4 separate regions of the Homo sapiens genome follow, and regions 2, 3 and 4 are each linked to region 1. Evidence: chromatin loops called from intact Hi-C (ENCODE). Cell type or tissue: mammary epithelial cell. All regions are shown on one strand. Region 1 overlaps AKT3 (AKT serine/threonine kinase 3). Region 2 overlaps AKT3 (AKT serine/threonine kinase 3). Region 3 overlaps SDCCAG8 (SHH signaling and ciliogenesis regulator SDCCAG8). Region 4 overlaps AKT3 (AKT serine/threonine kinase 3).

What was found. Hi-C counts contacts between places; a loop is a spot of excess contacts. Peaks named below come from ENCODE experiments on the same cell type or tissue, not always from the same donor. Only the 100,000 strongest peaks of a DNase experiment are listed, where the experiment ranks them.
Region 2: it touches region 1 in a loop (2.5-fold over the local background); 2 of 110 quality-filtered maps call a loop at or near these places.
Region 3: a loop joins it to region 1, with 4 times the contacts of the local background. A loop is called at or near these places in 2 of 110 quality-filtered maps.
Region 4: a loop joins it to region 1, with 3 times the contacts of the local background. A loop is called at or near these places in 2 of 110 quality-filtered maps.

What each region holds. Positions count from the first base shown.
Region 1 is chr1:243,592,742-243,600,741 of GRCh38, forward strand. All of the region lies in intron 8 of AKT3 (AKT serine/threonine kinase 3), which reads right to left. Among named protein-coding and RNA genes, the nearest start is that of AKT3-IT1, 200 kb to the right of the region's middle. In mammary epithelial cell, no CTCF peak of the experiment used is centred here; DNase peaks (open chromatin) are centred at 3,270, 3,790 and 5,870; H3K27ac peaks cover 4,979 bases.
Region 2 is chr1:243,509,693-243,517,692 of GRCh38, forward strand. It overlaps AKT3 (AKT serine/threonine kinase 3), which reads right to left. Exons shown (of 14, transcript NM_005465.7): 13 at 2,632-2,734. Among named protein-coding and RNA genes, the nearest start is that of MIR4677, 170 kb to the left of the region's middle. In mammary epithelial cell, no CTCF peak of the experiment used is centred here; a DNase peak (open chromatin) is centred at 4,499.
Region 3 is chr1:243,477,987-243,485,986 of GRCh38, forward strand. All of the region lies in intron 16 of SDCCAG8 (SHH signaling and ciliogenesis regulator SDCCAG8), which reads left to right. Among named protein-coding and RNA genes, the nearest start is that of MIR4677, 140 kb to the left of the region's middle. RefSeq lists enhancers at 4,167-4,782, 6,105-6,663. In mammary epithelial cell, no CTCF peak of the experiment used is centred here; no DNase peak of the experiment used is centred here; H3K27ac peaks cover 805 bases.
Region 4 is chr1:243,655,422-243,663,421 of GRCh38, forward strand. The region is part of intron 4 of AKT3 (AKT serine/threonine kinase 3); the gene reads right to left. Among named protein-coding and RNA genes, the nearest start is that of AKT3-IT1, 130 kb to the right of the region's middle. In mammary epithelial cell, no CTCF peak of the experiment used is centred here; a DNase peak (open chromatin) is centred at 3,380; H3K27ac peaks cover 1,932 bases.

The sequences.
Region 1 (8,000 bases):
AACAGGATCTACCCACAGGACAGAAAATATTGGAAATAGTAACTGTGTCAGGGAACAGAAATTAATTTTTCTTCTGTTTTAAATTTCCTTAAAAGATAATCACTGGTTTAAAACAAAAATAATAATGCATAGTGGCATTTATAACACATACAAATGTAAAATGTATTGTAACAACAGTACAAAGGCTTGAAGGAGGAAATAAAAGTATACCAGTGAAAGGATCTTAGGATGTATGTGAAATGGTATAATCTAAGCGGAACACAAAATGGGAAAAAAAGTTAAATACGAGTTTATAGTTAACCGTCATCCCACAATAAAAACTGGAGCTCCCAAAAGTTACTGATGAATTCCACCACCCCTTTAAAGAAGAAATAATTACAATTTTATAGAAACACTCCCAGAAAATACGAGAACAGTTGTTAACACGTTGCATGAGGCCAGCATTGCCACAATACAAAACCAGACAGAACTATTACATGAAAAGATGAGTACAGATCAATATCCCTCAAAATCATAGATGTAAAAACTTAACAAAACTTCTCTAATTCAATTCCAACAACATATAAGGATGATAATACATTATGACTAAAAGATGGTTAATCTCAAGAATGAAGACTGGCTTAACATTTGAATGTCAATGTAATTTATCAAATGTACAAACTAAAAAGAAAGCCGGGCACAGTGTCTGTAATCCCAGCACTTTGGGAGGCCTAGGTGCGTGGATCACTTGAGGGTAAGAGTTCGAGAGCAATCTAGCTAACATAGTGAAACCCCAACTCTAATAAAAATACAAAAATTAGCTGGGTGCAGTGGTGGGCACCTGTAGTCCCAGCTGCTTGGGAGGCTGAGGCAGGAGAATCACTTAAACCTGGGAATAAACCTGGAAGCTGCAGTGAGCTGAGATCACGCCACTGCACTTCTGCCTAGGCGACAGAGTGAGACTCCGTGTCTAAATAAACAACCATATGATCACCTCAATGGAGGCACAAAAACCTTTAAAGAAAAGTCAATGTCCACTGATGGTAAAATATTCTAGGAATAGGAGAGAACTTAACCTAATAAAAGGTATATATGAAAAACTTATGACTAACATCACACTTAATAATAAAAGACTTAATCTTTTCCGAGACAGGGAACAAAAACACAATGTTCGCTACTTTTGTTCAACACTGCACTAGCAGTCACAGGCAGTGAAAGATGCATAGACAGATAGACAATTAAACAGACAAATATATACATGCCATACAAACAAGAATGGAAGTAAAACTGCTATTATTTACAAAGAGCAAGACTATCTACATAGACATTTCAAAGAAATTTAGAAAAAGGGTTTCTAGAACTAATAAGTGAGCTTAGGAAGGCCATGGAATACAAGGTTAATATATAAAAACCAACTATATTCTTATATGCTAACAGCAAACAATTGTAAATGGGAAAAAATTGGAATAGGTAAAGAAAAATTGAAAAATTATACAAACCTATACACTAAAACTACAGTGTTTCAATAGACATTAGAGAAATCCATAAGCAAACAGAGTGTGTGTCCATGGATTAGAAGACTCAATATTCTTAAATAGATTTATGGATTAAATGCAATCATAATCAAAGTTACAGCAGACTTTTTTGTAAAAATTGACATGATAATAAATTTATATGAAAATGCAGAGGACACAGAAGAGTCAAAACAATTCTGAAAAAAGAACAAAGTTTTTCTCTATTTCAAAATATACTCCCAAAGCAACAATTATCAAGTTAGCGTGGTACTGATGTAAAGAGAAACTCAAAGATCAATTAAACAGAATAAGACAGTGCAGAAACAGACCCATATGTGTGACAAACTGATTTTCAACAGAGGTACCCAAGTCACACAATCAGAGACAGGGTCTTGCTGTGTTGTCCAGTCTGCAATGCAGTGGTATGAACATGGATCACTGCAGCATCAACCTCTTGGGCTCAAGCAATGCTCCCAATTCTGCCTTGCACCACCAGTCCAGGCTAATTTTTTAAATTTTTTATTTTGTAGAGACAGGGTCCTGCTGTGTTGCCCAGGCTGGTCTCGAACTCCTGGACATAAGTGGTCTTCCTGCCTCAGCCTCCCAAAGTGCTGGGATTACAGGTATAAGCCCCCATGTCTGACTAAAGGACAGCCCTTTCAATGAAAGATAGTGAAAGAACAAGATGTCTGTAGGGGGAAAAAAATGAACCTCAACTCTTAGCTCACAGCATACATAAAAATTAAAATGGATCACAGACCTATACATGTAATAGGTACAACTTAAAAAGTTTTAGAAGAAAATACAGTCATGCACTGCTTAATGATGGGGATACATTCTGAGAAATGTGCAATTAGACAATTTCATCATTGTGACAACATCCTAGGGTTTACTTACATAAACCTAAATGGCATAGCCTACTACTTCTAGGTACAGACCTGTACAGCATGTTACCCTACTGAATACTCTAGGCAGGTGTAACACAATGATATTTGCACATCTAAACACATCTAGAAAAGTACAGTAAAAATATGATATAGAAGATTTAAAAACGATATACCTGTCTATTGCATTTATAATACCATGAATGAAACTTGTAGGACTGGAAGCTGCTTTGAGTGAGTGAGTGGCGAGTGAATATGAAGGCCTAGGTGATTACTGTAGACTATGAACACTGTATAATGTATAAAATAATTAAAATTATTTTTTTCTTCAGTAATGAGTTAACCTTTGCTTTCTATAACTTTTTCACTTTATACACTTTAAAATTTTTAAAAACGCCTTGACTCTTTTATAACAGTTTAAAATATGAACACATTGTACAGCTATACAAAAATATTGTTTCTTTACATCTTTATAAATATTTTTCTATTTTTTTTAACGTCTTTAACTTTTGGTTAAAAATGAAAACACAGCATATACGTTAGCCTAAACCTACACAGTCAGGATCATCAGTATCACTGTCTTCCACCTCCACATCCTGTCCCACTGTAAGGTCTTTCGGAGCAGGCATCGAGTAGTCATCTCCTACGCTAACAATGCCTTCTTTTGGAATATCACCTGAAGGACCCACCTGATGCTGTTTTACAGTTACCTATTTTTTTTTAAATAAGTGAAAGTAATACACTTTAAGAAACAATGAAAAGTACAATATATAAAATAAAGAAGTAACACAGTCATGTACTATCACAATCAAGTATTATGTATCTAACTGCATGTGCTATGTTTCTACACAACCGGCAGCACAGGTTTGCTTACACCAGCATCACCAAAACATGTGAGTAATGCACTGCAGTATGACTTACAACATTTACATCACTAGGCAATATGAATTTTTCAGCTACATTATAATCTTATGGTATTGTCATATACATGGCCCACTGTTGACAGAAACTTATTATATAGCACGTGACACATAACAAATAGGAGAAAGATGTGTGACCTGGGGTACACAAACATTTCTTGGACAGTACACAAAAAAAGTGAAAACCATAAAAGGCAAGAATTGATAAATAAGACATCAAAATTAAAAACGTCTGTTCCTCAAAAGACATCACTGAGAAAATGAAAAGGCAAGCTACAGTCTGGAAGAAACCATTTGTAATACAAATATTTGGCAAACTATTTGTAACCAGAACATCCAAAGAACTCCTATAATTCAGTAAGAAGATGAACAACCGAATAATAGGTGAAATATTTGAATAGACAGGTCACAAAAGTATATGCAATGGCAAAAAGTCTGAGTGAAGACATTTCCTATCATTAGTCATAAGAGAAACGCAACTTAAAACCACAGTAACATACTCCCACACACTCGTTAGAATGACTAAAATGAAAACCACTGACCACAGCAAGCACTGGTGAGGGTGCAGAACACCTAAAATTCTCATTACATTAATGCTGAGACTGTAAAATGACACAACAGTTTTAAATTTTTGTAAAATGTAAGCATATGCTTACCATAAATCCAACAATCATACTCTTCAGTATTAATTAAAGAGAAAAGAAACAGGCCTATCAGCTTTATTCATATTAGGCAATGACTGGTATTAATCCGCATGTACGTCACCAGTGGGAGAGATTAACAAATGGTGGTATAGCTGTGCAAAGGATAATGACTTCACAATAAAAGAAATAAATGACTGAGAAATGCAACAAAGTTAACAATCTCAAAAAACATTACGCAGAATGAAAGAAGTAGATACAAGACAGTATATATTGTATGAGTTCATTTCTGTGACATTTTTAAAAAGATGAATCAAATCTTTAGTGTCTGAAAGCAGACCAATGGCTACCTAGGGCCACGTGTGGATGTACTATGGGTACAGGGAAGACTGACTGCAAAGAGGCATGGCAGAACTTTTTGAGGCAATGAGAATGTTTTATATTTTTATTGTGATGGGGGCTACATGCATATATATGTTTGTCAGAAGTCATCTAATCATATACTTAAAATGAGTTCATTTCATTATATGTAAATTATACTTAAGTTGACTAAAAAATGAAAACAACCTAAACGTTCAATGATTTGGGAAGGTTTTAATAAGTTAAAGTGTATCTACATAATTAGTAGGCAACAAGTAACATATTTTAAAATGATAAAATTGAAAATATGTGTACAGTATAAACAGTGGAAAATATATTAACACGGTATTAGCAATTATTTCTAGATGGTAAGATTTAGAGTGGTTTTTATCTTCTGTTTCATACCTCAAAAAATACTTGTAATTATTTAATATCCATTCCCCAGAATACTATGCATTTTTGTTTTGTTTTGTTTTGTTTTGGTGACAGGGTCTCACTCTGTTGCCAAGGCTGAAGTGCAGTCGCATGATGGCTCACTGCAGCCTCAACCTCTTGGGCTCACTCAATCTTCCCACTTCAGTCTCTCGAGTAGCTGGGAGCACAGGCACTGGCTACCACACCTGGCTAATTTTTAACTATTTTGGTAGATACAGGGTCTCCCTATGTTGCTCAGGCTGGTCTTGAACTCTTGGGTTCAAGTGATCCTCCTGCCTTGGCCTCCCAAAGTGCTGGGCATGAGCCACTGGGCCTGGCCTATGCCCTTCTTAAATGCAGAGACCATCTGTCTTGCTCATGTAGTATACTAAGCACATAGTACAGTGCCTGCCTTGAAGAAAGCAGCATTCAATAAGAACTTTTTTGACAGAATTAAAATAATTTTTTTGGCTTTTTGAAGTTCTCTGTAATGAATGTACATTATCACTTTTGCAATAGAAAAAAATTATTCAAAGGTTTCAAATAAATGTACTAATAATTAATGTACTGATTTATGCTTATTATAAATTTAATGCTCTATTTTTTTCTTGGCAAAGGCATAGGAAAATGAGAAAATTATGACAGTACACCATATCTTTGCATCTTCAGCACCATGCCTAGTATATGACACATATTATATTCTTCATAAATATGTATTGCAAAAAATAAAATTAAATTCAGAAATACCTCTCAAAAAATTATAAGAAAAATCATCCTTAAGGTTTTTGAGGTAAAATATTTTCATTGGAAGTATTAAAAATCATATATAATAGTTGAATAATCTTATCTTTGTTCAAAAAGGAAAGTGAATTATTTGCTGCTAAAATAGGGAGCTTATCTTTATCAAGTTAAGTTCCTTTATAAAGGCAAAGACTACATAGTTTTTTTTTATTGTTAAGCTTAGCCATGCTATAGGAATACAGTAATGTAAAATGCATTAACTCAAACTACTAAATATACAAGCATATTTCATCATTCTATTAGGAAGAAATTTTCTCCATAACTCTCTCTCATAATAGCCTAACAGGAACTGCACTAGAGTGTAGCTGTACTCCCACGGTTTAGTAAGTGAACAGGTATTCAGCCCATCCTTGCAAAAAGATGACTGCATCTACAGCCGTGCCCTAAAGTCTCATGCTCAACAGGCTTCTCTCATCAGAGCACAGGAAGTTCCTTCCCACATACCCTTCAAATGTCAACCTAACACTACTTCCTCAAAGAGATAACTAAATTTATAGTAGGTTCTCCATCATTCTCTCTCATACTACAGCACTCTGTTGCCATTATATTTATTGGGTTTATTTTGTTTTATTATTTTATAATATGCATCTCCTTCTAGAAATCATGACTGTTTTATTCATCCTAGCGAACGCAGTAAGCATTTAATACATACTTTTGATTGAATGAGCTAATCTTATTTGGGGAACATACCTGTTCTTGAAGATTTAGTTCAAATGCACCTTTCCTCCTAAAATCTCCTGTATAGGAGAACATTTGTGGGGATGTTATTTTTATCGTGGTGATGATTTCATGGGTCAAAAGTTATCAGATTGTACACTTTAAATATGTACAAATTATTTATAATTTGTTATTAACTCAGCAAAACTGTTTTAAAGAAAGGGAAACATCTTAAGACAAAATGCAGATTTTCTCACACAAATAAAAGCTAACAAAAGTTACGGCTATCAGACCTGCACTACAAAAACAAATGCTAAAGGAAGTTTTTATGCAAAAGGAAAATGTAATAGATGAAAATGTATACCAACACAAAGGAAAAGAGAACACTTAAAATGACTACTTTATGAATATAAAACATTTTTTCTATTAAAAATTATTTTAAAGATAATTGCTTAAGGCAAAAACAGTGTATTGTAAAGGTTAAAAAATACATGGAAGTAAAATGTCTGAGAACAACTGCACAAAAGACAGAAGGCAGGGAAACAGATGTATGCCTTTTAAGGTTCAGATAGAAGGTAAGAAAATAGACGTATGCTGTTATAAGGTTCTTACAGTACAGGTAAAGTGACACAGCATATTGTTTGAAAGTCTACCGTGATGAGAAAAGATACATATTCTAAACCCTAAAGCTACCACCATAAGAACAAAGAAGCAGAGCTAATCAAACTAAGATTATTTAAACTCATCAAATTACTAATAGAAATTCTTCAACTTTTAATAAAGAGCATCTACGAAAAATCTACAGCTAACAACATGGTTAATGGTGACAGTATGAATGCTTCTGCCCTAAAATTAGGTATAAAGCAAGGATATTTGCTCTTATCCTGCTCTTTAACACTGTTCTAAACATCCTGGATAGTTTAATAAGGCAAGGAAATGTACACATATTAGAAAATAGCAGTAAAACTGTCTTTGTTCTCACCTGACATGATCATCTACATAGAGAAATCCAATATATTTACAATAAAAGACTACTAAAACTAATATTAGTATGGCTAATAAGTAAACATCAACTGTATGTCTATATATTAGCAAGAATCAACTACAAATTGAAATTTTTAATAATGACTGATAAACCATTTATAACTTAAAAACATAAAATAATTATAAAGTATCCCTAAGGATAAATTTTTAAAACTTTCAAGACCTGTACACTAAAAACTACATAATATTGTTGAAAGAAATTAAAGACTTAAATAATGGGAAAACATATACCATATTTATGAATCAGAAGACAACACTGTGAAACTGTCAATTCTCCCCAAATTGATCAACAGATTTAACACAATCACAATTAAAATCCAGGAGGCTTTTATGTAGAATTCAACAAGCTTACTCTATAATTTATGTGGAAATGCAAAGGAAATTGGATAGCAAAACCAAATTTAAAAAGAATATCAAAATTGAAAGATTCAAGCTGCCTGATTTTAACACTTATTCTAAAGTAAGTGTGTGGCATAGTGAAGACAGTGTGGTATAGGTTTCAGGATAGATATAGACCAATACAACAGAATGCAGAGTCCAGAAATCGACCCACACATATATGACTGATTTTTGACAAGGGTACCAAATCATTCAATGGGAGAAAGACAGTCTTTTCAACAAATATGCTGGAACAGTTAGATATCACTTTGCAAGAAACAAATGAAACATGACCCTTATGTAGCAGTATACATTAAAATTAACTTGAAATGGCTCATAGACCTAAATGCAAGAGCTAAAACTATTAACACTTCTAGAAGAAAGCATAAAAGAAAATCTCCCCGACCT
Region 2 (8,000 bases), 83 kb before region 1:
CAGCATACAGTAACACTATGGACTAGCCAATCTGGTGCTTGAGCAGAATTGAAAATAGGGTGATTCAAATTGGCAGAACTCTCGGTGCCTCTCCTAAAGAGACGGCTTCTCAGGCACACGGGAGGACAAAAACGCCACTGAGAGACTATCAGCCCTGCTCCCTGCTTTTCCAGGGGACAAAGTGACCGGCCATCGCCCAGAACTGTAAGGGGCACAGGCAGGACACAAGGCAGGTTCCCCAGGTCTGAGTCCTGGGCTTTTTCAGCCTCACTCCATGTCCCAAATTGGGATTTCACTTTTAGCTTTCTTAAGTAAAATATCTACTCCTGGCTTGACATTTTAGAGCCTTCTTATTTCTATGACTTCCAAAATAACATATTTACTTGCTCTAAAGGTACGCAAATGCCAAATGCTCTATTTAAGAATGGAAACTTTCTCAGAGGCTGAGACTGAGGAAAGAGACCTGTCAAGACCTTCCTATCCCAATATCTGCTTTGGATATTCAGAGGGGAGGCAAGCCTGGGTGTCCTCCCGGCTCTGAAGTTCCTAGGCCCTCACCATATTCTGTGTATTCATGCACCTAACAAGTATTATTGAATACGCACACTGTGCCAGGCATCTAACTAGGAGCTTGGGCTAATAACGAATGAGACAAACTAGATCCTTCCTCTCCAACCCACTGCATGTTAGTGGCGGAAATAGACACTAACCAAACAAACAGAAAAATACCAGCAAGTCAAGGTGCCAATGCAGAGAATGAAGAGAGAGAGGGAATGTTGTCAGACTGATGCTCTTCAGACTAGGAGGTCAAAGAAGGTTCTCTGATGGAATGACATGTAAGCTTAGAGCTGAAGGACAAGAAGGAGCCATCCAAGTAAGATCAGGGAAGAAGAGCATTCCAGGCCTGGACACCATAAATACTGTCCCCAGAGCCCGAGGCATGGTGACGTGTGGCATGTTCGAGGTGTGGCTGGAACCCAGGGACAGTGGGGGAAGATGGAACAGGAAGAGGTCAGAGAGGTGGACAGGGCCCAGATCAGTCAGTGCTGTGCAAACCAGTGTGAGCAAGTTTGGATTTAGAGTGCAATGGGATGGCACCGGAAGGTTTTAAGCAGAGGAATGATGTGGTCTGATTACAGTTAGGATTATATCCAAATGAAAGGGCCTAGCAAAGGCTGTATGGCAGGAACTGCCCATGGGCCGATCCGAAAACTCACTGGTGTTACCCAGCATTTTGGACAATTCTAATGCCACAGTCTATGCTGGGGACAGAGGCCAAGGCCTATGCCCATGATTTCTACTCAGCGCTGAGCTACTTGCCCATGACTCCACAGGCTTTCCAACATTGTCTGTGACTCTTAGTGATTCTAAAATTCTAGCAATGGCACAAGATTGAGTGGAAACTCTGCCTCACCACAGGACTGACCATGAGTAGCTCACTTCAATGGATTGGTATTTCACAACTTAGCCTGGACATCGGTCAAGTTGGTAAGCCCTGCTTCTGGCTATGGCTGACCCAACTTCAGGACCTGGAGCACCTTAACTTTTTGTGAATCTAAAGAAAGAAAAGCACACACACGTCATCATATCTTCACTTTCAGGGTGTTCACAATCCCCTTGTGGCCAGACCATGGTCCCAAGATTAAGACCTCTTGGCCCACATGACCCCTTGTTTGCCTCTCGACAGTAGAATCTGCTGCCTGTGACCATCTCTGGCACAGCATTAGCCTCCAATCGCCCCTCTCCCGGACACTGAGTCCACATCAGCACTATGGATAAATCTGCCTCCAAAAAAGGAATGAGAGGAGAAGACATATAGGGAAGGAATCAAAAAGAAAAGGAAAGAAAAACTATGATGTGAACCCAAAGATGTGTAACTTGAAGCATTCTTGCAGCCATCCAAATATTGCCCTGAAACGCAATCTTATCCACATTCTTAAGTTAATGATGATACACACAGACCTCTGTCAGCATGAAAATGTTTATCAATTATGTCTGATCACCTTTTCCCTCATTACAGCTCCACTTATTTATGGTATTTCTCCAAGTGTGAGACATACTAATGTATATGAATTGACTTGAAGTGGTACATGAACACACAGTTTTCATAAATATGTAATTTATAGGTATCCAAAAGTATTAGCAAACTAAATTATGTCTTCACAGATAATACTATTTAAGAGAGAGCTAAGTAAAAAGGAGTGACTCTACATGAATTTTAAAACTATTAAGTAAGTAGGAGACCAAAACTGGCAAAATTCTGAAGGTTATGTGGGAATGAACGAAGTCTAGGAAAGAGGGGAGTCTCTATTTCACAATCCTTTCAGTTGGTGTCAAAACAATCTATTGGTGAACAGTAAGGAAGAGCTAGTCTGTAATTTCATCTACAATTTCTCTCTATATAATTTGTCCTACCCAGAAAAGCATTTCTTGCAGTCTTTTGATATTACCACTGGGAACTCAATATTCTTAAATTCAATTCAATATTCAATATTCTTAAATAGAATGGAGTAAGTCACTGTGGAATTTGATCTTGAAAATATCAGATGAGTTTTTAAAAGACTGTTTTCTTCAATTACATTAGGAGAAATTATATTAGAAATTTATCAATTGCCTTCTAAATTTACTTACATTTTTCAGGTGGTGTTATTGTAATAGTCTGAGCTGTAAATTCTTCATCAAAATATCTAGTATCTGTCTCAGATGTTACTTGAGGTTTAAAAGGAGGTACAAGCTGTAAAAAGAAAGAAAAAGAGTTTTATTAACTGATTTCAATTCAGGAAAATTCCTTTCTAGGAAAAAAGCAGAGAGCACGTAGTTAAATGAACAGAACAAAAGTCTACAATGCTGAGTCGCTGGGTAAGGGAGACATGATATTTGGCTTCCCAGTCAACAGTCTAAACCAACCGGTGGGTAATTGGTGGTTCTGTATAAAATCTAATGGATCACGAAAAACAACAAAAGAAAACCATTGAATAGGACGGGAGAGGGATATTGAAAAATCTGTGCTGGTTTTTTTCCCCAATAACAAACATACATGCAAAACCATATTGATGGGGAGCAGTGTGCCAGGATGTGGGCTCTTCCTCGGGCAACCTCTTTCTAGTGCTAGCTGAAGAGGGTAGTAATAAAAATACAACTTAATAATACAGCTATCACCAGGTTACAGATGAGAGTGCTGCCTTTGCCCTTCGTAAAGAACTACAACTTTGTACTTTGCTAAGAATTTGCTGATAAGAGATGGGCATTGATGCCTGCCCTGCTCTGGAAAAGGGTTTCCTGGTAGCCCCTGACGTTACATGCAAAATCTTGCCCACAGCTTTCATCAGATCCTCAAAGGGGACCACAGCCCAGAAGAGATTAAGAGTAGCTCCCCTGAGATTGACAGGGCAGGAATCATCTCATTCGCACTGCACCTGCGGCAGGCATGGCGTTAGGGAAGGTGGGGGTGGAAGGAAAGTCTCGGGCTACTGGAGGTTTCAGGAGCCGGAGCCCTGTGAACCTCCACTGGTTGGGAGGGAGAAGGAGCTAACACGAGGCTCCTGCTTCTCAGGGCTCTAGCCTTGAGGGACAGGTGGAACCCACAGGTTCCTTCTAGCACAGGATGCCCAGTCCCAGAGCATTAGGGTCAGAGTGCGTGCTCTGCAGAGTATCATTCAGAACAGGGGATGCTGCTTTAGAATACAGTTCTCACGGGGATAGGAACATGGCAAACAGAATGACAGAAATCAGCATGTTTTATAAAAATTTTACAAAAACAAATACACAATTGGCTTGAGATCAGTGCATTTTCCCACTCTTTCTGTCACCAAATGTATGTTAAATAATAAGGAAAATCTTTAAATTATTCTCTAGACAGAACTATATTTTTAAGAATCGTGGGATGAGCAGAATTAAAAGCAGGTTTTCAAAATAAGGGACATTTCAGTTTATGGTACATGCTACAAAGCATTCTTAATCTCTTCTTTTTATAATTCTTTCTGTTTACCCCCAGCACACAGCTATTCTAAGGTCTTCATGATTAGCAAGCACTCCTTTGGGGATGAACCAACTCTACGTTCCACTGATCAGCTGGTAATGGCGACTAATCCCTAAACTGAAACAAACTCCTCCACCAGTGGCAAGGAGAAGCCTGCCATTGTGCCAGACCATATTTCTTTCTAGCTGCCCTGCTGGATCCCCTGGACATGAGCAAGCAGGTCACTCCACTGCTAGAAACCCTCCCTCTGACTCTCAGGCTAAATTCTCCACACCAGCCTCACATATCACATGCACACGCACAGGGAACCCCAGAGGTGACAGAGGCTGGAACAATTTTGTTTTTTTTATTTTTTTTAGAAAACCAAGGGGGTAATTGCCCCTATCTGGCAGAAAACGGGAAGACTGGAATTCTGGTTGGGTTTTTCTGATTTACTATTCTACAGATGTTCACAAAATAGGTCTTTATCTTTCCAATCAGAAGTTAACCACAAGAAATTCCTGTGGCTGGAATCGGCTTCTCTTGGGCACTAGGAGTAGGTTTGCTCACCTCTGCCCCATCCTTTTCATCTGGTTCTTTGTGATGTCAAAAATTTAAATTTGCCTTCAAGTTAGGGGAAACTTGTCCTTTTAGATGAGAGAATGATGACCTGTAACTTTAACAAACTGAAACCTATCTTAACACAGTTTTCAAAAGATTATAGGGGAGCTTAAAATAGTCTCTGTTTCAAATGCCACGTGTACTGAGGACTTTCCTGACCGCCTTCTTACATTAAACAGCTATCCTCCCCCTCACTTTCTATCTTCACATTGCTTTTTCTTCAAGACTTTGCGACATCTGATACACAGGCACGTATACATGCACACATATGATATACATGTATTTGTTACTGTCAATGTTCATCACCAATAAAATATAAGTTCCACGAGGGCAAGGACTTTAAAAAAAAGTTTATTGATGCGTAATTAACATACACTAAACAGCACACATTAAGAATATACAACTTGGGCTGGGTGTGGCAGCGGGCGCCTGTAGTCCCAGCTACTTGGGAGGCTGACGTGGAAGGATCACTTCAGCCCAGAAGGCAGAGGTTGCTGTGAGCCAAGATTATGCTATTGCATTCCAACCCGGCCGGGGCGAACGAGTAAAACCCTCTCAAAAAAACAAACAAAAAACATGCAACTGATACGTTTTGACATATGTATATACCCATGAAACTGTCACCAAAATCAAGATGATGAAAACATCTACCACTTCAAATGTCTTCTTGTGCCCATGTGTACTTCCATCCTCCCATCCCCTGCAGGCCATGACTGACATACTTTCTGCCATGACTGATTTGCTTGTATTTTAAAGAATTTTATGCAAATGGATCATAGAGTATGTACTCTTTATCTGGCTTGTTCATTTAGCATTATTACTTTGATATTCATCCATGTCACCACATGTATCAATAGTTTACTCACTTTGCTGGGTAATATTTCAGTACATAGATGTATCACAATGGACACACTCATCTGTCAATGAACACAGGGCCTGCTCCCAGTTTGGGGCAATTACAAACAAAATTGCTATTAACTTTTATGTCCACGTCTTTGTGTAGACATATGATTTAATTTATTTAGGACAAATACTAAGGAGTGGAATGGCTGGGCCGTATGGTAGGTATACATTTGACTTTTCCAGAAACTGTCAAATTGTTTTCCTTTACCATGTTAAAAAAAAAAAAAACCCAATTCCTAATTCACTCAGAGCGTTTCATTTTTTGTTTAAATAAGTTTTAAAAAGGATGGATTTTTCTTAGTTTTTTCTTTGCATCATTTGATATAATCATTTCCTTCGTACTCTGTTAATAGGTGAACTATAGTGATTGGTTTTGAATGTTAAATCAATCTTATATTCCTAGAACAGACCACACTGGTAGTGATTCTTTGTATCTATTGTTAGATTTGATTTGCTAAAATTAAATTAAACATTTTAGCATATATATTCATTAAGAATATTGGTCTATAGCATTCTTTTAAAAATCTCTTTGCGGGCCAGGTGTGGTGGCTCATGCCTGTAATCCCAGCACTTTGGGAGGCCGAGGCAGGCAGATCACCAGGTCAGGAGATCAAGACCATCCTGGCTAACATGGGAAACCCCCGTCTCTACTAAAAATACCAAAAATTAGCCGGCTGTGGTGGCAGGTGCCTGTAGTCCCAGCTACTCGGGAGAATGGCATGAACCCGGGAGGCGGAGCTTGCCATGAGCTGAGATCGCGTCACTGCACTCCAGCCTGGGCGACGGAGCAAGACTCCATCTCAAAAAAAAAAAAAAATCTCTTGCATATTGATATCAAGTTAATACCTGCCTCACAGAATGAACTGAGAAATGTTCTCTCATCTTCAATTTTCTGGAATAATTTGTATAGAACTGATAATATTCCTTAAATGTTTGGTAGACTTCGTTGGTGAAAATATGTGGGTCTGGTGTCTTTGTCAGAAGGATCTTAACCACAACTATAATTTCTTTAGCAGGTACAAGGCTATTCATGACATCTATTTCTTCTTGGTAATTTGTATCTTTCAACATATGTGTCCATTTCAGCTAAATAGTTGAATTTATTGGCATAAAGTTATACATAATGCTTCCATATTATCCACTTAATACCAATAGAATCTGTAGCAGTGTCAACATTTATTATTTGTCTTCTCACTTTTCTTTTCAGTCAGGTGAGAAATACATCAATTTTAATGATCTTCTCAAAAGCCCAGTTTTCCTTTCATCAATTTTCTCTATGATTTTTTGTTTTCTATTTCATTGATTGCTATCCCAATCTTTATTTCCTTTGTTCTGCTTACACTGTGTTTAACTTGTTCTTATTTTTCTAATTCCTTTTTCTTTTTCTTGTTTTTTAGAGACAAAATCTGGCTCTGTCACCCAGGCTAGAGTGCAGGGATGTGATCATAGTTCACTGAAGCCTCAAAACTCCTGGCCTCGAGCAATCCTCCTGCCTCAGCCTCCTGAAGCAATCCTCCTGCCTCAGCCTCCTTGAGCAATCCTCCTGCCTCAGCCTCCTGAGCAGCTATGACCACAGGTGCACACCAGTATGCCCAGCTAATATTTTGTTATTTAGAGATGGGATCTCACTATGTTGTGCAGACTAGTCTCGAACTCCTCTACCTTGGCCTTCAAAAGTACTGAGATTATAGTTGTGAGCTACTGTGCCCAGTCCTAGTTTCTTAAGATAGAAGCTAAGGTCATTAATTTTACACTTTTCTTCTTTTCTAATGTTTAAAAATATCTTTTAGTACTATAAATTGTATTTAGTACTATAAATTTAAGTATTGCTTTAGCTGTATATCACAGCTAAACACATTGTGTTTTCGTTTTCAGTCCATTCAAAATACTTTCTCATTTCCCTTTGATTTCTTCTTTGATCCATGGATTAATATTTAGTTTCCAAGAACTTGGGGATTTTCCATAGATCTGTGTTTTTTTAATTTCATTTCCTTCAAAGAGAAAATGTTTTACAGTACTTAAATCCTTTAAAATTCATGGAGTTGTTTTGCTCAACATATGGTACACTGTGATAAATGATCTGTGACCTTGAGAAAAATAAGTGTTCTTATGCTGTTGGGTAGCGTGTTCCATAAATGTCAGTTAGATCAAGCTGACTGATAGTATTGCCCAAGTTGCTATATAACCTTACCAATTTCTCTCCAATTGCTGTATCAATTATTTGAAGATGGATATTGAACTGTCCAATAGTAACTGTAAATGTGTCTATTTTTCCTTATATTAGTTTTTGCTTCAAATATTTTGTTTTGTTATTAGATGCATAACTAAGACGGTTAATACTTCTTGATGAAATGACTCCCTTAATTATTATGAAATGTTCCTCCTTATCTCCAGCAATATTACTTGCTTTGAAATCTACTTCATATGATTTAATATAGCACTCTAGTTTTCTTCTGATTAGGTTGAGCATAGTATATAATTTTCTGTTCTATTAATTTTAATCTACTTATATCTTACA
Region 3 (8,000 bases), 110 kb before region 1:
ACCATTAGTCTACAATAGATTGGAAATTTTAAAAGAATTAAAATCAAGTCTGGTTCTCCTCACTGAGCTCATTGGGGAATCCCTGGCCTAGGGATTTCCCTCTTCTCCCGCCCCCAGGCCTCGGAAAATGAACTGGTGTCAGCTGCTGCCCAGAAGGTTACCCAGCGTGTTCTCTCTCTCAGGGTCCTTCCCTTAAATTCTCAAGTTTGACATGGAATAGAAGAATGTCGGGCGTTTCAAAAAAGGATTTTGAGATGCTGCAAAGCTCACTGGATTTAGAGTCAAGAGATGTGGGCTCTAGCGCCAGATTTACTACAGACAGGCTGCCTGACCTTGGGCAAGTCACTTATACTTTCTTGGCTTCACCATAATGGGCTGAACTGAATGTTCTCTAAGGTGCCTCTCAGCCCTAACATAATATGATTCTTTTCATGAGAAGAGCAGGACTTGATCCCCCCATCACTTGGGGGCATCCCCAAGGAGCCCCCTGTTCTTCCTCTGCAGGCAGCCAAGGCTAATTAGGAATCTGAGAGAATGAGCCAGGAAAGGGGCAGTACAGGACATACATTCTCTTCATTGAAGGTGGTACCCCCTCCCCACTGCACGATCCTCAGGAAGAATTCCTTTATTGAAACCATTATTGAATAGGGTAGATTTAGGCACGGGAAATGTAAACAGCAAACCAGCCACTAAAAGTGCGTTAATGTCACGCCTGTAATCCCAGCACTTTGGGAAGCTGAGGTGGGCGGATCATGAGATCAAGAGATCGAGACCATCCTGGCCAACGTGGTTAAACCCCAACTCCACTGAAAATAAAAAAAATTAGCTGAGCGTGGTGGTGTGTGCCTGTAGTCCCAGCTACTCGGGAGGCTGAGGCAGGAGAATCATTTGAACCCGGGAGGCGGAGGTTGCAGTGGGCCGAGGTTGTGCCACTGCACTCCAGCCTGGCCACAGAGTGAGACTCTGTCTCAAAAAAAAAAAAAAAAAAAAAGAAAGTGCCTTAATGTTCTGAGCAAGGATAATGGGCTAGAGCGTGTTCCGGAAGCCTCAGCACACTGCTTGTTCTCACTGATAGGACCTCGTTCACGAGATGGAATTATGTAAAATGCCGCAGCAATGGTTAAGTGTTGGAACAAAGTAATACAGCTTTACATTAACATGGTTTATTCACTAGAATTAATGACCTAGAGCAGTAATTGCATTTTCAAAACTTCAGCTTGCTGACTAGGTGTATTGCTATGTAAATAGCTAGCGATATTTGAAGATAGGAACACAGTAAAATCTGTAAAGTAATAGGATTGTAGAAATATGGAGCTGGAGGAGAATGTAGTCATCTTCTAGCCCCGAGGCTGGCAAACTTTAAAAGGTCAGGTAATAAATATTGTAGGCTCCATGGCCATATGTTCTCTGTCGCAGCTACTCGGCCGTTATGGTGCAAAAGCAGCCATAGACAAAACGTGAATGAATGGGCATGGCTGGGTTTCAATGAAAGTTTATTTAGGGGCGCTGCAAGTTGAATTTCATGCAGTGTTCACATATTATACTCCTTTTGATTTTTAAAAATCATTTTAAAATGTAAAAATCACTCTCAATTGGCAGATCATACAGAAACAGGCAGTGGCCTGTAGTCTGAAGTTTGCCGACCTCACTTCTAGTTTTCTCCTCTCATTTCACATGTGAGGAAACTGAGATTCAAAGTGATCACAGGATTTACTTAAGTTCTCATGACTGACGCCAGAGTATTTTAGGAGCAGACTAGGAGAGTTTTCATGTAGACAGTTGGTTGTTTTGATGATGAAAATTGAAGCCACACAAAAATTATTCTCCAGAAGAACTCATTTCGTATGTGTGATTAATACTGTGAATTAGAATGTACCAGTGGTTCTCATGCTTAAGAATTCATCAGAGTCATCCAGGGGCCTTATTAAAACACATGCTGCTGGGCCCCACCCTCAGAGTTGATGGTTCAGGTCTGGAGATCTTATTTTCTCCATTTTACAAATGGAGAACCTGAGGTTGAGAGAGATACTCAGTCTCAGGCTTAAGGTAAAATAGCTAGCTTGTGATGTCCCCCATTTCCAAGTTCAGCACTCATAGGATTAGGATTAGAGCTATAAGTAATCATCAAGCAGAGAGGCAGGGCTGCAGTTTTGTTTAGAGAGATCCTTCTAGTCTAGCTGTTGCGGGGAGTATGGATTCCAGGGGGCCGTGTGGAAGCACACAACTCTATGAGAAGGCTGTGCAGGAACCTGGATGTGAAGTGCTGGCAGCTGGACTTCAAGAGTGAAGGTCATGGAATGGATGGGTGGATGGATGAGTGGGATGGATGGATGGGTGGGATGGATGGATGGATAGGTGGGATGGATGGGTGGGTGGGATGGATGGATGGGTGGATGGATGGATGGATAGGTGGGATGGATGGGTGGGTGGGATGGGTGGATGGGTGGATGGGTGGGATGGATGAATGGGGGATGGATGGATGGATGGATGGATGGATGGATGGGTGGGATGGATGGATGGATAGGTGGGATGGGTGGGATGGATGGATGGATGGGTGGATGGATGGATGGATAGGTGGGATGGATGGGTGGGTGGGATGGATGGGTGGATGGGTGGGATGGATGGATGGATGGGTGGTATGGATGGATGGGTGTGATGGATGGATGGATGGGTGGGATGGATGGATGGATGGGTGGGATGGATGGATGGGTGGGATGGATGGATGGATGGATGGGTGGGATGGATGAATGGGGGATGGATGGATGGGGGATGGATGGATGGATGGGTGGGATGGATGGATGGGTGGGATGGATGGATGGATGGATGGGTGGGATGGATGGATGGATGGATGGATGGGTGGGGTGGATGGATGGGTGGATGGATGGATGGGTGGGATGGATGGATGGGTGGGTGGGATGGGATGGGATGGGAGAGGTTCAGAAGGCCTAGAGGGCTCATCTGTGGAACCAGGAGACTGAGCTGTGGGGATGGTGACTAGGGGTGGTCCCACCCACTGAGAGGGTCACAGAGAGAGGAGCATTAGAAGGTGACTCCAGTGTGTCAGGTGGTGAGTTTGAGGTGGGCTTGGAAATGCAAGAGAGAGGCCCGAGGCTGAGATCAAGTGCTCAGGATCCTTGGCCTCTCCACTTGGAGTCATGAGTGTAGATTTTAAAAATCATGCAGGCGGAACATTTCCAGTCAGGAGAGCACTGAGCCCAGCCCTGGGTCACACCAGCATTTGAAGGTCTGATGGAGGAGGAAGAGGGACCAAAGGGGAGTGAGAGACCTGTACAGAGTCTAAGAAGGAGAGTGATGAGTCGCACTGTGGGCCTTGCTCTGTGGCCTTGGTGGCTTAGGTAATCCTGGCTCTGCCTTACCTTGTGTGCGCTTGGGCAAATGATCGCTTCTCTGCACCTTGCTTCTCTCATGCATAAAATGCAGATGATAAAGTAACGTGTAGTATTGTTATGAGGATTAAATTAGGGAATGTAAAATGCTTACAATGTTGGGCATTTAGTAAATGCTCAGTAAACATTAGAGGAGGCCACTGGGAGGAGTAGAAAAGTGAGTGCATATTTTACAGTTCATGTATTTGCACCTTTGAAATCCATATGTTGTTTGAAAAATGTTCTTCATTTCCATGAGGAAGACGCCGCTCCCAGGGAAATAGTGAGTCTAAGCACTTTGAGAACACTTATCTAAGAGGAAGGACAATCTTAGCTGTAGTCAGAGTGACCACAGGGAGGAGGCTCTGGTCTGAAAACATTTCAGAACAAAGGATTTTACCACTACCACCAAAACCAAACCCAAAACAAAACCCCAAAACAACAACTAAAACCTTCCACTGTAGTCCGTAGGTAGCTCCCAGGGGGAATTGTCCAGTGAAGCAAAAAACTCTCATTGAAAAACATACACGCATAAGGATATAGGCCCCCTCTGGGGAAGGAAGGGGCTGGCCTGGAGAAGAAATCCATTGGTAGTGGCCCTGTGGAGCTGGTGCTAGGTTCACAAGTGTTCATTTGGTTATTATACCTCATGACTTATGTATACATTGCATATATTTTGTATGTATCACATACAACATAAAAAAATTTAAATCTATGTATTCACTTGCTTTCACAGTATTCATAGCAAATGAGTGTCTGAAGCATAGGACCAGAGCTGGCAGCTTGCACCGCTTCTGTTTTGCATAAGATATTTTCCCCAGCCCACTCAGCTCTATAAAGTTGTTTTGTATTTCACCACTTGCTCCATCTTATCTTGAAGCCTTGCATATTTTTTTAAATGCTGGTTCTGATCATGCTTGCAGGGTGTGGCTCAGAGGATCGCTGTTGGACCAATGGAGATCTGCCTGGGCCCAGCACTCTTATGAGTCCCCTGTGATTTCATCAGCATCTGCCTTTAGAAACCCGGGCGTGTTTGTTCCCATGGTAACTGCTGCCCCTGACACGCCTGAAATTCCTGGGATGCCCTTGCGTGGAAGGGGAGCCCGTGCTGCCCATTCTACCCCTGCATGGGGCAGCTGCTTTTCTCCCTCAGGGTCCCCAGTCCTACCCAGGCAGGGGTGGCAGTTGTTCATCTGCAGATCCTGAAGGACATGGACCCTGTGCCTGAGATTAGGACGGCCGCACCAGCCTGGGTGCAGGCTCCCTCAAGTGTCCTTCCTCATGGACCCGCGGACCCTACGCTGTGCTGTGAGGGCCGGGGAGCACAGGGGCTTCCTGGGAGGAGGACTGGCTTCCTGCCCCTGATGGGGCCTGGCCACAGCTCCCAGGGCTCCATGACAGCACAGTGAAGATAGCAACCACATCCTGGGGGCCCTGGATGCAATCCCTGCCTGTTGCAAAGATGAGATAAAGGCGCGGGAAAGAAGGGTCTGAATTAGGGGTTGAGCTCTGAAATCGGACGATTCTGTGTTTCCTGCCGCATGGAGGGCGTGTGTGGTTCGCAGGCTGTGGGGGGCTTCTTGCAGCGGGGGCTGCTGCCTAAACAGACTCCGCGGGCCCCATGATGGCAAACCCCCTCGCCCCGTTCATGACTTAATGCCTCCTAGAAGAAAAGGCTAAAAACAAGACACACAGAACAAGAAATTGCACTCTCTCAAAACGACAGTCGCCCTGAAACGGACGCTGGAAGAGGTTTCCAGGCCCGTGGCGACGGTGAGGGGGGTGAAGGTCGCAGGTGGAGGGCACGGGGCGGCGGCTGCGGAGCCCGGGGAGGAGGCGGCGGGCGCCCGGGTCTTCCTCGGAGCGCGCCCCCTGGGCTGGGCGGCGTGTCCCTGCCTCCCGCCGGCGCCCTCGTCCCCGCAGCAGCGTCCCCGCCGCCACCCCGCTGCCTCGTCGCCTTTCTCGCAAACAGCGGTGCCCTCTACGTGGGGGATCCTGGAGGCTGCTGAGCACGAGCGCCCTCCGCGACCCGCCCCTGCTCCCGCCTCCACTCTTGCCTCGGGGGGAGGGTCTCAGTCTTCTGCCTAAGGCGCCCTCCTCCCTTGGGAAGTCCGCCGTCCTCTGCCGTGAAGATTGCCCCTCTCTCCTCCAGTGCCTCCTCCCCAGCGGCTTCGGTGGCTCCCACCCTCCGCACCCCGTCTCGCGACCTCCCCGCCAGCCCAGCCCCTCACCAGAAGAGGCTTTCTCTTCCAGCCCCTGAAATCTGGCTTCTGCCCCAGCCAGGAGGCTCCGCAGGGCGCTCCGCCACCAGGTGGCATTTCCCACAAACCGGCCACTCCGCCCTGACCCCTCTCCTCCCTGGACCTCCGTCTCCCAGTTTTCCTCCCTCCAGGATCCCACTCTCAGTGTCTTGCCGGATTCCAGTCCACTGCCAGCCATTGAAGGCGGAGGTTCCTTAACCCCTATCCTGGGGCGAGCCCTTCCCTCTCACTGCAGAAGAGCTTCTCAGCTAGGGGGGTCGTGCGGGCCCGGAGAGCTGCATTTTTAACAAACTCCCCACACTGACAATCTTTGCCAACCCTTCCCAGGCAAATCTTGCCCCCACGTTCATGGTCTCGCCTCCCAGCAGGTTTGGCCCACCCAGCTAGAGCTCCAGCTCGGCCCTTCCTAAGCCCCAAGTTGCATAGCTGCCTGGTGGGTGCGTGTTCCACAGGTACCTCGGACTCGCCCTGACCCCAGAACGTCTCTTCTACGCCAGGCCGATCCCTCCTGCCATCCTCTGTCTGTTAAATGGCACTGCCATTGCCTGCAGGACGAAGTCCATATTTGCTGGTTTGGCTACAGAGTCCAGCGTCGCCTTCCTCTGAGCAGCCTGCAGCCTCTGGTGCAGCCACACTGCACAGCTTGCAGTTTCCAGACACGCATTGGCCTTTGCAGTGCGGCCCCGAAGTGGGAAGGCCCCGCCCCTGGCCCTGGCCAGAAAAGCACCCACTCATCCTTTCCCATCCCAGCTTGCCCGCTGAGTGACTTTGAATCAATGATTCATGTTGTCTGTGCCTCAGTTTCCTTAACCTTAAAGTGGCATAATAATTAGTTCCTGCCTCATGGAATTGTGAGTGCTAAATAAACAGTAAGTCTAGTGCCCGACATAAAAGTGCTCAGCATACGACGATCATGAGCCATGTCTAAGCAGGCGCAAGCCCTCCCAGGCTTCTCATCTGCAATATTGGCCATTTCTCTTCATGCCTCAGTGTCCTGTTTGAGTTGAGCATGTTTTTTTTACAAGTGAGTCTCTCCTCCATTGGCCGGGAACCGCCCGAGAGCCGGGAGCATTTGTCATTCTTGATGGACCCCCAGGTCTTAAATCAGTACTTGACCCTTAAGAGGTGTTGGCCGGGCGCGGTGGCTCACGCCTGTAATCCCAGCACTTTGGGAGGCCAAGGCGGGCAGATCACGAGGTCAGGAGTTAGAGACCAGCCTGGCCAACATCGTGAAACCCCATCTCTACTAAAAATACAAAAATTAGACAGGTGTGGTGGTGCGCGCCTATAGTCCCAGCTACCTGGGAGGCTGAGGCAGGAGAATTTCTTGAACCCAGGAGGCAGAGGTTGCAGTGAGCCAAGATTATGCCACTGCACTCCAGCCTGGGCAACAGAGCAAGACTCCATCTCAAAAAAAAAAAAAGAAGAAGAAGCAGAAGAAGAGAGGTGTTTAGCAAGGCTTGGTTCGTTTGGTGAATTAACTCAGTGAGTTAACCACCATTAACGATGGTTAAGGACACTTGGGCGCTGGCTCGATTTGACTCCGAGCTTTACCGATTACTTGTGTGACTTTGTGCAAGTTAATTAACATCTCAGCTTGTTTTCTCATCTGTGAAATGGGGATGATACTAGCATGTACCTCCTAGGACTATAGTGAACTTTTAATTAAGATAATTATTGAATTTAACAGGTAGTTTATTAATGAAATTTACATAGGTAATTGTGGCGCAGTGAGCCCAGGGGCTCAAGGTGTTAGCAGTCATCAACAGTGCTATTTGAAACTGTGGGTGGATGAAGAGGTGAACTCAACACCACAAATATGACAGAGCAGTAACCACCATGGAAAAGAAAAGAGAGCTTATGTGTCTAGGACACCCCAAGAAATCTCTTCTGAATGAATGATGGCAATGAAATAGCCATTAACAGAGGGTAGGCTGGTTTGTGCAGGGTTGGAGGCTTTTCCAAAAATAAATAACTTTCAAAAAATCTCAGCCAGGCGCGGTGGCTCATGCCTGTAATCCCAGCACTTTGGGAGGCTGAGGTGGGTGAATCATGAGGTCAGGAGTTCAAGACAAGCCTGGCCAAGATGGTGAAACCCTGTCTCTACGAAAAATATAAAAATTAGCTGGGCACGGTGGCAGGAGCCTATAATCCCAGCTACGGCAGGAGAATCGCTTGAACCCAGGAGGCGGAGGTTGCAGTGAGCTGACATAGCACCGCTGCACCCTAGCCTGGGCAACAAAGCAAGACTTCGTATCAAGAAAAAAAAAAAAATCAATCTCGGGCCGGGCGTGGTGGCTCACGCCTGTAATCCCAGCACTTTGGGAGGCTGAGGCGAGTGGATCACTTGAGG
Region 4 (8,000 bases), 63 kb after region 1:
GTTCCTATGAATATGATTCTATTGTCTGTTTTTTTTTCCTCTATTATTTTGGCCACATAGTGTTGAATTTTTGTGTACTCATTTTTTAACAAGTCCTGGACACAACACATGAAAACTGAGGTAATGTGAGGTCTAGGAAGATATAATCTTCTGTTAGAGTGAGTTTACATTTGCTTTTAGCAAGCTCCTAGAAAACTAGCAAAGTTGAATCACCTTCACTCAATTTCAGGACTGAAATAATTTATAGTTATATGTCAATCCTCTCAAAGCAAATCTATTTCCAGTTTACTCTTTCTTACAGGGTACAGTCCTTTAAGCTACCAATACCAAAATGTAGTGGTTTACCATGTCTCCTCTTTGGCAGATCCTAGATTCCAAAATATCACTCCCAGCTCTGGGAGCTACTCAAAATCTCTCCATCTCCAATACCACTTCAAGAACTAGCAGGTAACCCAAAAGGAAAAGTAGGTTCACTGTCTGGGTTTCTTTCTTCAATACAGTTTTGGCCCAATAAATCTTAGCCTTATCAGCTCTCTGGTGTCTTTTTAAAAAACAAAAACAAACAAAAGTCTTTTCCAGCTTCACTAGTGGTAGTTAGCTGGACTACTGACCCAAATTACATAATTCACCATAATTCATGATACTTAAACTATAACCCTACACCATTTGGTGAGGGTGTGGCGGGGGGGTGTGGGGGGGTAATTCCTGCAAAAAAGTATCAGGCCAAAGTACCTGACTAATTGAAAGAGGGCATCCAATCTTTTTATTCCTAAATAATGTTTAAAAATGTAATTAATTTGAAAAACAGAATGGAGACCCCTATGAAACAAGTACATTAATCTTTTAAAAGTACATATACTACTTCATACAAAAATCAATTTTCACCAACTGATTAGTTACTTACTAATAAATATTTAATTAAATGTCTAATACATGTGTGCTACTAAAGTTTAAAAAAGGAATGGCTTAGGAAGAACTTACAGTCTGATGGGGGAGCCTTGGTATTGTGGGGAAGTATAATAAAATGTTATGGGTAAAATGATACAAGTATACGCTAAGTACAGTGGTGTTCTAACAATAATAAAAGTTTGTGATGGGGACCCAAAAAGAAAGGTAATTCTTGAATGTAGATGTGAAAAATGAATTGGTACTTACCAGGATGAGCAAGAGACAAGCAAAGGATACGAGGTGTTCCTAGCAGTAGGGACAAAAGGGCAAGAAGGAAAGAGCTACAGGTAATGTAAGAGCACAGTATAGCATTAGTACTTGGGAAACAACAAGGAGTTCAATGTATCTGGAACATGTTGGGGGCGAGGCATACGTGTGCGCATGCACATGTGTCTCTGTATGTGAGTGTGAGTGTCGTGGCCATGGTTGTGACAGTGAAAGTAGTTAGCTGTTAAGAAAGAAAAATGACCTTTGTCTATATTGTGGATGGTCATGTGCAGCATAATAAAGTACATATACAAATCATATTTAACAGTAAATTAGTGGTGTATCCAATAAATTAAGAAAAAAGGTATATGTGCTATGATCAAAATTATTAAACATTGCTTTAAAACACACAGAAATAATACATAAAACTATCAGAAATGAAGAGATAAAATTGTTATTGTCTGCAGATACTAGGTCTACAAAGAATAAATGTTTTGGGTTACTTAACCCCAAAGGTGATGGTATTAGGAAGTGGGCCTTCATGAGGTCATGATAGAACTCATAGATTAAATTAGTGCATTTATAGAAAAGTCCTCAGAGAGTTCCTTTGGCACTTTTACTAGGTGACAATACAGGGGAAAGACACCTTCTATGAACCGTGAAGAGGGCCCTCTCTAGACACTGAATTTGCCAGCACCTTGAACTTAAACACCTGGCCTCCAGAACTGTAAGAAATAAATTTCTATTGTTTATAAGCTACTCAGTTTATGATAGTTTGTTGTAGCAGCCCAAAGGGACTAAGGCAAATCCCATTTACAAAAGCATAAAAAAGAATAAAGTACTTTAGGAATAAACTTAACCAAGAAGGTGAAAGATTTGTACACTGAAAACTACAAAACATTGCTGAAAGAAATGAAAGGAGACACAAATAAATGGAAAGACATCCCATGTTCATGCACTGAAAGGTTTAATATTGTTAAGATGTCAACACCACAAAGTAAGCTACAGATTCAATGCAATCCTTTTCAAAATCCTACAGCATTTTTGCGGAAACAGAAAAAAAAAATCCTAAAATTCGTATGGAAACCATAAAGAATCCCAAACAGCTGAAACAATCTTGAGAAAGCAAAAAGCTGAGGGCTTCATACCTCCTGACTTCAAAATGCATTCTAAAGCTTCAGTAATTAAAACAGATTGGTACTGGCATAAAGACATATAGACTAATGGAACAGAACAGAGAGCCCAGGTAATAAAACCATATATATATACAGTCAAATGATCTTTGACAAGGGCGTCACAACTAACACAATGTGGAAATATAATGCTGCTGAGAAAACTGGGTATCAACATGCAAAAGAACAAAAGTGGAGCCTTATTTTACACCACACACAAAACCAACTCAAAATGGATCAAAGAATAAATATAAGACATGAAACTACAAACTCCTAGGAAAAAACCACAGGAGAAAAGCTTCATAATTTGGTCTTTAGAAATGATTTCTTGATGCTGACAAAAGCAGTAATAGATGAGTAGAAGTATATCAAAATAAAAAGCTTCTGCACAGCAAACAACAGAACAAAACAGAAAACTACAGAATGAGAGAATATATTTCCAAACCATATGTCTGATAAGGGCTTAATATTCAAAATGTATAGGGAACTCCTATAACTCAGTAGCGAAAACAAAAAACAGAAACACAAGTAAAAACTTGGCAAAAGACTTGAATAGACATTTCTTCAAAGTAGACATACAAATGATACACAGGTATTTGAAAAATGCTTAGCATTACAAATTATCAGGGAAGTACAAATCAAAACCACGATGAAATATCACCTTACACCTGCTAGTATGGCTGTTGTTTTTAAAAAAACAACAACATAAAAAATAAATAAGTAAGTGTCAGCAAGGATGTGGAGAAATTAAAACCTTGTACACTATTGTTGGGAATGTAAAATAACGTAGCTGCTACAGAAAACAGTATGAAGATTCTTCAAAAACTTAAAAGTAGAACTACCAAATGAACCAGCAATCACATTTCTGGATATTTATTCAAACAAAGTGAAATGAGGAACTTAAACAAATATCTGCCCTCTCATGCTCATTGTTGCACTATTCGCAATAGCCAAGAGGTGGAAACAATCTAAATATCCATCAGCAGATGAATGAATAAAGAAAATGTATTGGCCGGCAGTGTGGCTCATGCCTGTAATTCCAGCCGAGGGAGGAGTATTGCTTGAGGCCAGGAGTTCCAGACAAGCCCTGGCAACACAGAGAAACCTTGTCTCTACAAAAAAAAAAAAAAAAAAAAATTAACTTAGTTGCGTGTGTGGCTGTAGTCCCAGCTACTGGGGAGGCTAAGCTGGGAGGATCCCTTGGGCCTGAGTTCCAGGCTGCAGTAAGCCATGATCACACCACTGCACTACAGCCTGGCTGACAGAGCAAGACCTTGTCTCAAAAAAAAAAGAAAGAAGGCAATTGTGTTATATACATACAATGGAATATTATTCAGCCTTAAAAAAGAAGAAAATCCTCTAATATGCTGTAACATGGATTAACTTTGAAGACATTATACTAAGGGAAGTAAGACAGTAACAGGACAAACACTGTATGATTCCACTTATGTGATGTGTCTAAAGTAGTCGAATTCACAGAAGCAGAAAGTAGAACGGTGGTTTCCAGGGGCTGGGGGTATGGGAATGGAGAGCTACTGTTCAATGGGAACAGAGGTTCAGTCATGCCAGATGAAAACGTTCTAGAGATCTGCTGTACAATAATATGCACATAGTTAACAATACTCTATTATACCCTTAAAAATGAAAGAGGATTTCACATTATGTAATTTTTACCATAATTTTTTAAAAGAATGCACTAATGTAGCTAAGAACATTTTTGTTAAAAAAAATAAGGGATATGTTGCTATATTAACAGTTAAAAATTTTATAGTTTCTCTAATTAAGGCCATGTGGTGTTAATGCTAGAGTACAGAAAGGTCAAAGGGGAAAAAAAGACTAAATCCTAAAAGCGCAAATATGTATATGTGTTATCCACAATCAGTGAGAAAAAAATGGATTATCTAATAAATGGAGATGAGATGATGGGCTCGCCATTGAGAAAAAAATAGAGTCCACCCTTATATCATGTACTGAAATAAATATAAGACAGGTGAGAGATATACAGATTTAGTTTATGACAGGTAAAAATTTTAGACTGGGCAGAATATTAAAAATAGAGAGTTTTTCTAACTCACACTAACCCTCTCTAAGTCTTCAATGATATTACACTAAAGTCATATAGATTCAGTTTGCCACTATTTTATTGAGGATTTTTGTATCAATGTTCATCAAGGATATTGGTCTAAAATTCTCTTTTTTGGTTGTGTCTCTGCCAGGCTTTGGTATCAGGATGATGCTGGCCTCATAAAATGAGTTAGGGAGGATTCCCTCTTTTTCTATTGATTGGAATAGTTTCAGAAGGAATGGTACCAGTTCCTCCTTGTACCTCTGGTAGAATTCGGCTGTGAATCCATCTGGTCCTGGACTCTTTTTCGTTGGTAAGCTATTGATTATTGCCACAATTTCAGCTCCTGTTATTGGTCTATTCAGAGATTCAACTTCTTCCTGGTTTAGTCTTGGGAGAGTGTATGTGTCGAGGAATTTATCCATTTCTTCTAGATTTTCTAGTTTATTTGCGTAGAGGTGTTTGTAGTATTCTCTGAGGGTAGTTTGTATTTCTGTGGGATCTGTGGTGATATCGAATCCAGCAGCACATCAAAAAGCTTATCCACCATGATCAAGTGGGCTTCATCCCTGGGATGCAAGGCTGGTTCAATATACGCAAATCAATAAACGTAATCCAGCATATAAACAGAACCAAAGAAAAAAACCACATGATTATCTCAATAGATGCAGAAAAGGCCTTTGACAAAATTCAACAACCCTTCATGCTAACAACTCTCAATAAATTAGGTATTGATGGGATGTATCTCAAAATAATAAGAGCTATCTATAACAAACCCACAGCCAATATCATACTGAATGGGCAAAAACTGGAAGCATTCTCTTTGAAAACTGGCACAAGACAGGGATGCCCTCTCTCACCACTCCTGTTCAACATAGTGTTGGAAGTTGTGGCCAGGGCAATTAGGCAGAAGAAGGAAATAAAGGGTATTCAATCAGGAAAAGAGGAAGTCAAATTGTCCCTGTTTGCAGATGACATGATTGTATATCTAGAAAACCCCACTGTCTCAGCCCAAAATCTCCTTAAGCTGATAAGCAACTTCAGCAAAGTCTCAGGATACAAAATCAATGTACAGAAATCACAAGCATTCTTATACACCAACAACAGACAGAGAGCCAAATCATGAGTGAACTCCCATTCACAACTGCTTCAAAGAGAATAAAATACCTAGGAATCCAACTTACAAGGGATGTGAAGGACCTCTTCAAGGAGAACTACAAAACACTGCTCAAAGAAATAAAAGAGGATACAAACAAATGGAAGAACATTCCATGCTCATGGGTAGGAAGAATCAATATCGTGAAAACGGCCATACTGCCCAAGGTAATTTACAGATTCAATGCCATCCCCATCAAGCTACCAATGACTTTCTTCACAGAATTGGAAAAAACTACTTTAAAGTACATATGGAACCAAAAAAGAGCCTGCATTGCCAAGTCAATCCTAAGCCAAAAGAACAAAGCTGGAGGCATCATGCTACCTGACTTCAAACTACACTACAAGGCTACAGTAACCAAAACAGCATGGTACTGGTACCAAAACAGAGATATAGATCAATGGAACAGAACAGGGCCCTCAGAAATGACGCATATCTACAACTATCTGATCTTTGACAAACCTGAGAAAAACAAGCAATGGGGAAAGGATTCCCTATTTAATAAATGGTGCTGGGAAAACTGGCTAGCCATATGTAGAAAGCTGAAACTGGATCCCTTCCTTACACCTTATACAAAAATCAATTCAAGATGGATTAAAGACTTAAACGTTAGACCTAAAACCATAAAAACCCTAGAAGAAAACCTAGGCATTACCATTCAGGACATAGGCAAGGGCAAGGACTTCATGTCTAAAACACAAAAAGCAATGGCAACAAAAGCCAAAATTGACAAATGGGATCTAATTAAACTAAAGAGCTTCTGCACAGCAAAAGAAACTACCATCAGAGTGAACAGGCAACCTACAAAATGGGAGAAAATTTTCACAACCTACTCATCTGACAAAGAGCTAATATCCAGAATCTACAATGAACTCAAACAAATTTACAAGAAAAAAACAAACAACCCCATCAAAAAGTGGGCGAAGGACATGAACAGACACTTCTCAAAAGAAGACATTTATGCAGCCAAAAAACACATGAAAAAATGCTCACCATCACTGGCCATCAGAGAAATGCAAATCAAAACCACAATGAGATACCATCTCACACCAGTTAGAATGGCAATCATTAAAAAGTCAGGAAACAACAGGTGCTGGAGAGGATGTGGAGAAATAGGAACACTTTTACACTGTTGGTGGGACTGTAAACTAGTTCAACCATTGTGGAAGTCAGTGTGGCCATTCCTCAGGGACCTAGAACTAGAAATACCATTTGACCCAGCCATCCCATAACTGGGTATATACCCAAAGGACTATAAATCATGCTGCTATAAAGACACATGCACATGTATGTTTATTGTGGCACTATTCACAATAGCAAAGACTTGGAACCAACCCAAATGTCCAACAATGATAGACTGGATGAAGAAAATGTGGCATAAATACACCATGGAATACTATGCAGCCATAAAAAATGATGAGTTCATGTCCTTTGTAGGGACATGGATGAAATTGGAAATCATCATTCTCAGTAAACTATCGCAAGGACAAAAAACCAAACACCACATATTCTCACTCATAGGTGGGAACTGAACAATGAGAACACATGGACACAGGAAGGGGAACATCACACTCTGGGGACTGTTGTGGGGTGGGGGGAGGGGGGAGGGATAGCATTGGGAGATATATCTAATGCTAGATGACGAGTTAGTGGGTGCAGCGCACCAGCATGGCACATGTATACATATGTAACTAACCTGCACATTGTGCACATGTACCCTGAAACTTAAAGTATAATAATAATAAATAAAATAAAATAAAAATTTAGAAAAAAAAATCAAGTCATATAGAATGTCCAAACACCAGATTCTAGAGGTATATAGAAATGCACATACCAATGGCAAATATGAGTATGCTGTTTTTCATTTGTATTAATACTGTTTTTTCTTATAGTTATAAATGCAAATGAAAACTGATTGTTCAGAAGAGTAGTATATTATTACAGGAACAGCAGAGGATTTTAGAGTCTTAAGATCTGACAGAAATCCAGCTTTGTAAACACAAATGGCAAAATGAATTGTGCTTCAACAGATGTTAAAAATCCACTAAGAATAACATTTTCAAAGAATATATATTGACATGGGAAAAGTACCATTCATCCAGCCAGTCAATAAATACTGTGTTGGGCCATGGACTATGTGCAAAAGATGTTTTAAATGAGCAAGGAAGCCATCATCTTTGCTGTCAAGAATCTTCAAGTTTAGTGAGAATGGCAAACAAGGATTACAGTTATAATATGATTGATAGAAAAGGTACAAAGAAAAATATCTAAGTACCTAGCAGGGGAACCTGCCTAGTCTATTAGAGTCAGAGGTTTTGTAGGAAAAATAACATTTTAAGCTCAGATCTGAAAAGATACATAGGAATTAGCCCAACTTAGTGATTATGGATTATGGGTGGACATATCAACAAATTGAAAGCTCAGTATTAATTATCAAGGGAGAAAAGGCCCA